Regions from separate parts of the Homo sapiens genome. Here all the other regions are linked to region 1. Evidence: chromatin loops called from intact Hi-C (ENCODE). Cell type or tissue: PC-3. All regions are shown on one strand.

Region 1 (4,000 bases):
ATCGCACCATTGCACTGCAGCCTGGGCAACAAGAGCAAATCTCTGCCTCAAAAAAAAAAAAAAAGTTCTACAATTGTTTGTGGTGATGGTTGCATGATGCAGTGAATATCCTAACAGCTACTGAATTGTACATTTTAAATGGGCGCATTATATAACATATAAATTATATCTCAATAAAGCTGTTAAAAAAACAATAGAAGCACATAATCGATAAGGATCAAGAATCAGTTCCATTTAATCAAAGTGCAAGGAACATGTATGTTTGTATAATAGCATTTTATGTGGATAATTGCTTTGTACATTCAACTGCTTTAAACCCATTTTTGCATTTGGATCATTTTTCAAGGAGGAGATGAAATTTAAGGAAGTAAAATTGAATAAACAAGGCTATTGCAGCTCACAAAATATATTTCTTTTATTTTACTACCGAGGATCGACTCAGTGATGTAAAATGCCATTTAAAAAAAGAATGACAAAGTTTGAATGAGAAAATGTATTTCATCGTGAAAGATAAAAGTCTTTCCTTCTCTACAGTGAATACAGGTAATTTCAGAAGCAGCAGCTCCTAATTATTCACTGTTGAAAAGCTAAAAAAAGGTTCATATTGAAAACACTGACCTCTAGTTTGCTCTGTGAATGAAAGCAGACACAAATTCTCATTTTCCTAGAATTCTGGTTGATAACTGAGTTGGGAAAAGCATGCATTTCTTCATTACAGTGCAGTCGACTGTTCATTTAAATAACAATAACCTGCATAAAAGTCACAAAAGCATTATCTAGCAATTTTACTGTGTTGAAATGCATTATTAGTACTAACAATGCCAAACAGAGTAAATAAATGACTGTCTTCTTATTTTCAGCATTATTCCTGATTACTTAGCTTTATGAAAGGGTAGCATTATTATTACTGGTGCATTCAACACCTTGGTCAACACTATTTGCTTGGATAACTCTTGAATGAGAAGGGATTTCAGAATAGAGCTATATTCTTTTCTAGATTATCCAAGGGGGAAAAAATCTTCCAATTCAGTGCTTATATATCCTATATTTTTGATAACAAATGTTTGAAGAACTCAACTTCTGTTTTCTACATATGTGTAAAAACAAGAATTAAAGTCTTCATTAAAGATAGCACACTTGAAGTAGTGCTTACTAAAAAATGTAAAATTTACATCATTTGTTTAAATCAGAAGATTTCTTACCACGAACATGCTAATGCTTCAGTTTGTAAAGTTCCTTGAGCCCAAAATCTGGGCCTTTCTTTCAGTTTCTCTTTTTTCACTCCCTGAAGCATTCAGTACTCCACTAAATGCCATTGACCAAACTTGTTATGAGAGTACCATCAATCTCCCAGGTGCAGAGCAAATAGAGATTTGAAATCATTCACTCCTGAGTCTCTAGTTTGCAGGGGTTAGATTCAAAGGGGCCTCTCCATGAAAGATCTGAGCAATATTTGGCTTTAACAATGGATGGAAGTGCAAATTCCTAGAAGATGGGGCAACAGGATACATCCTTATAAAATGTTGTCATCTTGATGGGGACAGTACACACTTGAGTGACTGACTCTCATTCAGACAACAGGAGTTTTGTGGTTTGTGTGTGTGCACTGAGGCCTTGGATTTTGCTGTGGGAAGGGAGCAAGGAAGGTTGTGGGCGACACCGTAATGAGTAAATTAATTTTTAGGTAACTTAAAGGATTATGTGAGTGGATGAAAATGTTCTTCGGGGATGTGACAGATTGTATTTTCCAAAACTGGTTGCAACAATATTTCCTGCCCCACTGGTCTTCGTCAACCTGCCACCCCTGCATCAAAGAGTGGGGTATGTGTCACATCCCATCCCCTTAAACCTCGGCAGGCCCTTGCGACTGTCTTGCTGAGTAGAATGAGGCACAGAATGTGGCACTGTGTGACTTATTAGATTGGGTAAGAAAAAGCCACACAGCTTCTGCCTCTTGCTTTTGTAGCTCTCACCTTAGGTGCCCTGGGCTGCCAAGTCTGAGGCTGCCATACCGTAAGATTGCCCAAACCAGCATATGCAGGGAGACCACATGGAAGGGCCTTTTGACTAATGACAGAAAGAGAAAGGTGCCCAGCCAGTCCCGAGCTACTCCAGGCTCCTGTCCCCCCTACATAGTTCCAGCTCTGATCTCTGTCTGAAGAAGGCTCATGAGAGACCCTGAGCCAGAACACCCAGCCAAGCAACCCCTGATTTTCCTAACCCGCCAAAATCCTGAGAGACTGCTGCTGAAGTCACTGCATTTCTAGGGTGGTTTGCTACTCAGCAACAGATAACCAGGAGAAGAGAAAAAGAGAACTGAATGGAGAGTCACATCATCAACAATAGAAAGGGCACATCATATTTGGAGCCAAGCCTTTCAGGCCATGACCTCTGGACATGTAAATAAATGTAATGGGCAAAGACGCCTTGTAAATCAACATGTAAGCTTCCAACTCAGTCATGACTCAGAGCTTCCAACTCTCAGCACTGAGCCAATGTCCCTTCGGTGGAATCTCTAGATTTTCCATACAGAGGAGCTTAGGGCAGCAGAGGTGCAACGGCACTTGTTACGAAGCTGCGTTTACATAGCAAGCACAGTCCTCTTACTCCAACTATGTTTGCTTGGGGTGGCCCTGGCAGCATTCATGGCAAGGGGCTCTTGGGGTGGTGGGGAACCTACAGCCCCTCTAAGGTACCACTGGCTCAAACCCTGGCTCCCGCCTTGTCTTTTTTCCTCAAGTAAAACGGAACAGTTTGTAGGGGTTGGGTATCCCTTATCCAATATGCTTGGGACCAGAAGTGTTTGAGTTTTTAATTTTTTTTGGATTTGGGAATATATGCAAAATAACACTCCAGTTGAATATCTCTAATCCAAAAATCAGAAATCCAAAGTGCTCCAGTGAGTATTCCTTTTGAGCATCATATTGGGGCTCAAAAACTTGGATTTTGGGGCATTTTGAATTTTGGATTTTCAGAGTAGGGATGGTCAATCTGTAGCTCCTGGGCACAACATATTGTTTTAAGGCCTCCATGTCCCTGTTCTCTCTTCATTGGCTAACACACACTTATTCTTCAAAGCTCAGGCCAGGTATCACCAACTCCAGGAACCCCAACTTAGCTAAGAACTCCTTGTGTACACATATGGGTATGTTATACTCAAATTTATAATAAAATTTGCTTAGTTATGTCTTCTCACTAGAGTATACATGTTGGGAGAGCGACATGGATTATTTATATTTTATCTTCACTACCTAAGGCCTGCCATGTCTCAACAGCATGTGTTCCATAAATGTTTGTAGAATAGAAATGAACATGCCAAGACATGTTGCCTTCAAAGGATGAACTGGTGACAGTGTCTCCATGCATTTCAAATATTCCTTGCTCTTCCCTGATCTCAACTGGAAATCTCTCTCTGTGCTGGAAACTCCCAGGAGAACACTTCGTCAGAAATTTTTTCATGGCCCTTTCCCTCACCTCGGATCCTCATCCTCCATGCCTTCTTCCTCAGATCCATCCCTTCTGTGCTGGACCATACTTACTTATGTTCCCACTAGATCCCCTTCTAGGGGTCCGCTCCCAGCTGGCAGGTCCCTGGGCTGATGCGCATCCCGAGTGCCAAGAACAGCACTCCATATGCTCAGAGTAGGTTTGGTAAAGCAGCGTGTCTTCCCAGTCTCAATACACTGACAAAGTAGTTACTGACTCCGAAATCTCTTCCCTGGGGTTAGCAACTGTGCCTACAACAAGTCTGCGAATACACCAGTCTTAGATATGTTCAACAGGTGATATCAAGGTGAACTAAAATGATTTCAGGATAACCTGCTGAAGGCCTCAGAAGCTGACTGCGCCCTTGAAGTAGGTCATCCCCAGGAACAGTTGCTTTTCATCCACTCAGCAGGTGTGTGTCATCAAATAAATATCATAAAATGTCTTCCAGCCAGGAACAACTATCTGGCAGGGAAAAGGAAGTACACAGGCTCACTGATTACAGCTCTTGATG
Region 2 (4,000 bases), 250 kb after region 1:
AAGGAGGGCAGATCACAAGGTCAGGAGATCGAGACCACAGTGAAACCTCGTCTCTACTAAAAATACAAAAAAAAAATTAGCCAGGTGTGGTGGCGGGCACCTGTGGTCCCAGCTACTCGGGAGGCTGAGGCAGGAGAATGGCATGAGCCCGGGAGGCGGAGCTTGCAGTGAGCTGAGATCACACCACTGCACTCCACCCTAGGCGACAGAGCGAGACTCCATCTCAAAAAAAAAAAAGTCATAGTCATATCCAAATAACTAAAAGAAATATTCTTCAGCTTCTGATTAAGAAATGTTAAGTATGTAAAGTGGATTTAGGGTAAGGCCAGATTCTCAGAACCATGCAAATTTGCTAGCATTACTAACATTAAATGTATCTTCCATGGAAGAGTATCTTAGAAAAAGGAATCTCAGTTGTATTTAATTCTAGAGTCTATAAAATCCCCAAAATCATAAACAACAGTATATTTCTTATATAATTGTTTGTGGATTAAATGAGTAATGCATGTAAAGTACTTAGTCCTGGTCTACCTAAGATTTTTATTTTTAAAGTCACATTCTAACACAGAGAAAATATGGAGAAAGAACACAAGTGATTTGATGAGCCGCAGTAAAAATGTAGTTCCAGGCATATTTTATTAAGAGCCATAAAACTGTTGATACCCTTTCACTTGGTCATCTGCCTTCTGAGAGACGATCCTAATCAAATAATCCTGTTCAAATATGTTCACTGCAGCACAATAAATGATAGAGGAGGTAAATGGAAATATATTAGGATTCAACAAAAGGTTAGCTAACATCACTCAAGGAAATATTATGCACACATTAAAATGATCAAGAATATATAGAAATGGAAAATACTAATGTTACAATCTTTTATTTAAAAAAAAATGTGGGACGGGCGCAGTGGCTCACACCTGTAATCCTAGCACTTTGGGAGGCCAAGGTGGGTGGATCACGAGGTCAAGAGATCAAGACCATCCTGGCCAACCACATGGTGAAACCCCGTCTCTACTAAAAATACAAAAATTAGCTGGACATGGTGGCGCGCTCCGGTAGTCCTAGCTACTCGGGAGGCTGAGGCAGGAGAATCTCTTAAAACCAGGAGGTGGAGGTTGCAATGAGCTGAGATCATGCCACTGCACTCCAGCCTGGCAACAGAGCAAGACTCTGTCTCAAAAAGAAAAAAAAAAAAAAAAAAGTGGATCAAATGACCTCATTGTTATGTAAAATGAAACAATAAATTATGCAAGGGAGAAGGGGAGAGAAGATTGGAAAAAACAAACCAAAATCAAAAATAGGGCTACTGGTGATTTTTTTTTTCTTTTTTACTCTTCTTCATTTTCAGAATATTCTATAACGACCAGGTATTATATTTACACAGAATCAAACAACAAATGTAATTTTTTAAAGTAGCAGGCATATTCATTAAGTGTACACAGTAAAGAAAATTTTCTTTTCTGAGGTGGCTCTGTCTAGCCTTTCTCATTTCTTTTTAGAATGCACTTATGGTCCTGTAAGAAGGATTAGCTGATGCTACAGTTACCACATATTACCACTGAGACTATCCAAACCTCTAAAACATGTTTTCATGGTTTCCCATAGCTTCCACAGAAATAGAAGTAAAATATCCCAGGAAGCTGTAAGTACAGAAAAGATAAAATGTAAACAGAAGCATACGTTCTTGACCTTTCAACAAAAATCAAAATTTAAATTCACCTTTCTCATTTGAACTTCTTTAGTCTATCTCGAGTTAAAAAAAAAAAAAAAAGAATATGGGTACTGGCTTTACTCATAAACTCAGATACTCAAGTTGTCCATTCACCTATGAAAAGAGAGAGTACAGGTAGTATCAGTAAAAGCTTCAAGCTGTTCCACAACATCCTTTGAACCCTGACCTAAGGGACCAACTCCGATAGTCTGCAGGTAGTTGGATTTCTAGGACCATTCAGCCTCACTGCTGAGACTGTCAATAGAAGTGCCATTCTCTGATGTAGACAGCTCTGCACTAGGAGCTGGTCTAACAATCACATCACATAGCCTGCCAAACAGGAAAAGGCAGCATTCGGGCACCACTGACCTGGGATAGAAGTGAACTTGAGACTGGGGCTAGAAAGCTCTCTTTTTAACATTCATTACGATCTAATCATTCACCCCAAATCCTTCTGTGTATGTCTTAAAGGAAGTTCAGCTTTGTTACAAGAAAAAAGAAATATGCAACTATATAAATCAACCACAAGATGGTGCTAGCATCATAGCACAATATCAGAGACGTGAAAAAGCATTCAACACACCATGTCCTCATAACCTTTAGAACCTTATACCAGCACACCACTTACTTGTTTCTTTCTTTTTCTATTTACTGAGACTTGGTCAAACATTTTATACAATTTTGGAGGGTTTTTTGTTTGTATAAATTTAGGGTTTTAAAATTTGCTTTAATTTTCTTAAGAAGCAAACTAATCTTAAACTTGAAAAATTCCTTAACTACATTTTTTTTTTTCCTCTTGGCTGGTTCATTTTCCTGGAACATTCTGACATGAGAAGGCCCTAGCTAACCTCATATCAATGTTGAAGGAAGAAATTACAAGAACAGCTTACAGGAATTCTAATTTTTTTTTTAAAAGTTGTTTTCAAATACCTAAACAGACTATTAAATACATTTTTATGGAAACTCAAAGGCGGGCAGGTTGCAAAGGATTGTGAAGAGAACATTAAAACGGGTGCTTAGTTACTCGATTCTGATTCTGGCTCCAGAAAGCAGTGTGACTTTAAGTCATTTGGTCTCCTCAGTCCTCCATTTCTTCATCTAAAACATAAGGTGATTAGATTTGACCTCTTCTGAACCTAATATTCCTAACTTCCTTTGAGGCTACACAAGAAGCCAAAAATGAACAATTATAGGCTGTAAGAAGCAAAAAAAAAAAAAAAAAAAAATCAATAAGAATGAAATTAGGTAAGTGAACAGAATAATCAGGAATGGTAACAGTATAAATGGGCACGTAAGTATGACCCCTAACTTTCCTTAACACCCTCCCACACACACGATGCTGACTGCAAATTACCGCATGAATTTTAAAATCCTTTAAACAGGTATTTAGTCAGCTACAAATTATATTCTATGATAAGCCACCGTAATGAAGAAAACCAAAATATGCCACCCCAAAATATACTTCTTTGGTGTATTTTTGAGATAGCTATTCAGAAGGGCTACAAACACAAAAATGGCTCTGAAAAGCTGGAGATTTGCATTTGTAGAGGAAATCAATATTAGTTAAGTAAACAGCAAATGCAAAACAGGCTTTCTCTGAGCGCCCCCACCCTGACCCGTATTGGCTTTACCCAGATCTTGGAAAGATGAACTCACAGGAAAGGGAGACTGAAAGTCTGATGCTTTTTTATTTTATTTTATTTTTTGACACTGAGTCTCTCGCTCTGTTGCCCAGGCTGGAGTTTAGTGGTGCGATCTCAGCTCACTGCAACTTCGGCCTCCTGGGTTCAAGGGAGGCCTCGGCCTCCCAAGTAGCTGGGATTACAAGTGTGCGCCACCATGCCCGGCTAATTTTTGCAATTTTAGTAGAGATGGGGTTTCACCATGTTGGCCAGGCTGGTATGTGAACATTGGTATGTGAACTCCTGACTTCAAGTGATCCGCCTGCCTCGGCCTCCCAAAGTGCTGGGATTACAGGCATGAACCACCGCACCCAGCACTTTTAAAGGTAACAGAGGAAGCTTTTCCACAGGCTCCCATCCATTCTTCCAGGGGGCTGCTGCCTGCCAGGCTCCAACAGCAGAGCCAAGACAACCTTTGCTTGCCTTCCTCCGTTCTTGCTCTGAAAACCTGTTCCCACACTCCAAATCTCTATGCTTTTCTGCACTACAGTATAAAAGCTTCAGTTATGTGGCCCTACTTTGAGTCTCTTACTTTGCGTGTGGCCCCTGTACTTACGCACACAATACATTTTGTTTGGTTTTTCCCATTAATCTGTCCAGTGTCAAT
Region 3 (4,000 bases), 380 kb before region 1:
ATCTCTTTGCAGTCCAAGGAATGGTGAACAATGAGGGAAATGGGGCCAGAAATGATCCCGGCTTCTCCGCGTCTGTTTTCCTGGTAGCAAGCTCTGCATCTGATAAGTAGAGTGGGACTACGTCATGTTCCCTCTACACTGGGAATATGACCTCACTGAGGCATTAAAAATTCCCAGGGAGGCACTGCAGTGCCCACTGATGCTACCACGGCGGTTGATCAGCAGAGAAAATTTGTCCGCTCATTTAGCCTAAAAGACTTCAACAAAAAAATATTGGCAGATAGACAATGTGGGAAAGGAAAAAATAAAAATAATCTGGCAGTCCCACCTCCCATCCTACCCAGTGAGCATGAACTGGGGTAGAGAGGGGGTGAGGAGGAGTTGAATTTGCCGGCCCACTCACACAGAACAATCCGGGGCTATACATGCGAAGCAATGATGGGTCACATACATCAAGGGGGCATTATGGAATGTCCCAGAATCACTCTCTCTTCACTATTTGCAACTTCCACCCTCTGCCACATGAGATGCAGTTGCACTATTTATAGTGGAACTTTGTTTTTTGGTTTTTTGTTTTTTGTTTTTATTTTTTGAGATGGAGTCTTGCTCTGTCACCCAGGCTGGAATGCAAAGGTGCAATCTCAGCTTACTGCAATCTCTGCCTCCCAGGTTCAAGCGATTCTCCTGTCTCAGCCTCCCGAGTAGCTGGGACCACGTACCCAGCTAATTTTTGTATTTTTTAGTAGAGACAGTGTTTTGCCATGTTGGCCAGGCTGGTCTCAAACTCCTGGCCTCAAGTGATCCACCTGCCTCAGCCTCTCAAAGTGTTGGGATTTCAGGCATGAGCCACAGTGCCCGGCCAACAGCGGAACTTTGGAAACAGTCTGAGTTCATTGGGGCAATAGCTAAGCATATTAAGGGACAGGAGGGATAATCATTAGTACTTTCACAGTTTTTGTGGCATATATAGGAAAGTGTTTCTAGTATAGAGAGATGTAAAATAAACAGAAAACAAGTGCATGTATAGTATGATCCCACCTACGATTTTTAAATCACATTTTTTAAAAGACTGAGAGGAAGTATTTCAAAATATTCACTTTGTCTTGGAGGGGTATTTCTTTGGTTGTCTCATCTGCTTCTTTATATAATCAGGGGTAGGAGATAAATGAAAATGTTTAGTTAGCCGAATGCTTGCTAATCCAAAGTTATAATGTAGAGAGTTCTAAATTAGCAAATACTTCCCTTCTAGTGCACTTCATTGTGTAAACCCAAATTTTCCATACATACCACGTACTGAAAAATACAGTACCCAGGAAATGAAGCAATATCTATATTTGTTTCAAATGACTAACAAGCAAAAATAAAACTTTGACCGTGATGACATGCTTTTTAGAAATCAGACATAAAATAAGCCACATAGGATGTGGTCTAATAAACCCAAGAAAAGTTTCATTTCCTCTCACCAAAATGGCTAACTCCCTGTTTATGTGTCTAGCTTGGCAAATTTAGCGGAAGTCTCTTCTTCCCTGAAATTTCTAGATTGAGAGGTTAATAAGCAAGTAGCAGCAATAATGTGCCCCCTCCTGAAAAAACACACATGCGCGTGCACGCGCACACACACCCCAAAAAATGCAATAAAAACAGGCTCAACACCAGCAAAAGGGTAGGTCAACCACAAAATCAGGACAGAGTGCACCATCTCGCTAATCCCCGGCCACTGATCAGGAAAAGTTTATAGAACCCCTGAAGAGGAAGGAAACAAGGAATCAGGGAAGGCTTTGGACAATGAACTTTTTAAAAGTTTGTTTGCAAGTATTTCCGTGAAAATGGTATTGACTGAGCAATTACAGGAAGAAGAAAAAAGAAAACTCTTTCTTCTTATCTGAATGCGGTTATATGCCATGGGTCACACCCTATTATTGTCACTATTAAACATGTTAATAGCCTCAATGTAATGACTTTGTGTGGCGAGCTTTAAAATGTACATGAATAGCTAACTAGAAAGAAATGACTCATCCCTGCCCAGGTGGATATTGACTTTCTGAGTCACATTTACTCAGCTGGTCTACCAACCTTAATTCCCTAGAGGAAGGGATCTAAAGGGTTCGAATCTGGCTGAATTACATGGAAAGAAAGAGAAGGGACAATGAATTTGAAATGTAGATGGAACAGAAAGTACAATTGTTGAGACTTGTAAGAACTTAGGTATCCTGAAACAAAATTTCCTCCCAACTCCTAAGGCAGCTGAGTGAAGAAAAGGATCAAACACCTTCTCCCTGAACAAGTGGAAGATGGTTGGTATCACAGCTCTGAACCATGGCCAAGAACCATGGCCAAGAACCATGGCCCTTCATTCCCAGCAATTTTTATAGCTCTCACCCTTCAGCTGTGTGATCTTATGGATATTGCTTTCTCTCTCTCTGGCTCAGTTACCTTAATTGCAAAATGGGAATAATCACACCACCTCCCTCATAAGGTTGCTATCAAGGTTTGGAAAAGTTAATATAGGAGGTAGTTACAGTAGTTCGTACAGTAGTTCCTGGATCACAGGAAGCCTGTGTTAAATGTCAAGGGATCTCTGTAGGTACCCAGTGGAGCAGACTGCGGGAATATCCCATGACCACCGCCTGTTTTGCAGATGCAAGAATTGCATCACGGAGCGGGGAAGCACCTTGCCAAAAAAGTGAGTGTTGGACTCAAACTTAGTTCTGACGACCAGTCACAAGAGGTTCCCATCACACTCTGCAGAGCCATTTCTATCACACCCATGCTGTGGGATCCGGATTTTCAGAGATCACCAAAATTCTTACCCTGCCCCCACCAACCCCCCCAGCCGAGGGAGTCTTGGCTCTGTTGCCCAGGCTGGACAGCAGTGGTGCTATCTTGGCTCACTGCAACCTCCGTCCCCCAGATTCAAGCAATTCTCCTGCCTCAGCCTCCCAAGTAGCTGGGATTACAGGCATGTGCCACCACGCCTGGTTAATTTTTGTATTTTTAGTAGAGACGGGGTTTCACCATGTCGAACTCCTGACTTCGTGATCTGCCCACCTCGGCCTTCTGAAGTGCTGGGATTACAGGCATGACCCACCACACCCAGCCACCACCAAAATTCTTGAAGTAGGTACTAGGAATGTTACATGTGAATTTCCATGGAAACCTACATGGAACACATAACTGAGCTACTCCAGCAGCGACTGGCCCATCACACAGACACACCATCAGGTTGTGATTCCTCAAGAATCTTGCCAATTGCCTGCACCAGTCTGAGCCCACCAGCTCTCTCATCAAGCTCCCGCTTTACATACAGCCTGTATGTGAACCTTTATCACTGATGGAGAAATTGAAGCACAGATCAGTCGGGTAACTTGCCCAAGTTGGCACAGCCCATAAGTGGCATCTTTGTACCTCACCTATTCACAGTTTACAGATTTAGATGACATCCTGGAAACGTGGCATTTTGGCACGTCCCTGGGAGATGCTTCTGGGTTCTGAGGACAAGGCTGAGAAATGCTCAGTCACTGGCGCCAGGGATCTAATCAGCTCCTGTAGACCTTGAGTTATAAGGAAGAAACCCAGTCTTTCTGTTTCATTTTCCTCATACTTAAAATGGGTGCCTGGTTCCTTTATCTACCTCCTGCCGCCAACCAAAGATTAATGAGTTACCATGTGCCAGGCTCTGATGGGAGAATAGCTATATTCATATCATCTTATCATAAATAGCCAGAATGAACAGCTATGCTTATTAAAAGCTGAACCAGTGAGAGGCTACTGAAAAAGATCTTCTACCAGGCCATGGCTAATGCAGAGAAAAGGGGGCCTCCCTGCTCTATCAGACCCAGGCCAGTTAAAGGGAATGCTCCTTAAACACACAGACAGCAGCTCCAGGTAATCAAGACATAGGCGTGGCCCAAGAACATGCAAGATCAGAGGCAAGCATGCAAGACAGCGAAAAGTCCGAAAGACTCCAGAAACATTTTGAGATGGAGTCTCACTCTGTTGC

Evidence for each region. A loop is a pair of places that touch in the nucleus more often than their neighbours do. Peaks named below come from ENCODE experiments on the same cell type or tissue, not always from the same donor. Only the 100,000 strongest peaks of a DNase experiment are listed, where the experiment ranks them.
Region 2: it touches region 1 in a loop (3-fold over the local background); 2 of 110 quality-filtered maps call a loop at or near these places.
Region 3: a loop joins it to region 1, with 3 times the contacts of the local background. A loop is called at or near these places in 4 of 110 quality-filtered maps.

Annotation. Positions count from the first base shown.
Region 1 is chr10:112,715,613-112,719,612 of GRCh38, reverse strand. The region is part of intron 7 of VTI1A (vesicle transport through interaction with t-SNAREs 1A); the gene reads right to left. Among named protein-coding and RNA genes, the nearest start is that of MIR4295, 83 kb to the right of the region's middle. In PC-3, no CTCF peak of the experiment used is centred here; DNase peaks (open chromatin) are centred at 2,442 and 3,902; H3K27ac peaks cover 1,688 bases.
Region 2 is chr10:112,470,305-112,474,304 of GRCh38, reverse strand. All of the region lies in intron 3 of VTI1A (vesicle transport through interaction with t-SNAREs 1A), which reads right to left. Among named protein-coding and RNA genes, the nearest start is that of VTI1A, 25 kb to the right of the region's middle. In PC-3, CTCF peaks have their summits at 2,036 and 2,235 (motif pointing right); no DNase peak of the experiment used is centred here.
Region 3 is chr10:113,091,698-113,095,697 of GRCh38, reverse strand. The region is part of intron 5 of TCF7L2 (transcription factor 7 like 2); the gene reads right to left. Among named protein-coding and RNA genes, the nearest start is that of SNORA87, 48 kb to the right of the region's middle. In PC-3, no CTCF peak of the experiment used is centred here; DNase peaks (open chromatin) are centred at 1,407 and 2,017; H3K4me3 peaks cover 1,103 bases; H3K27ac peaks cover 3,825 bases.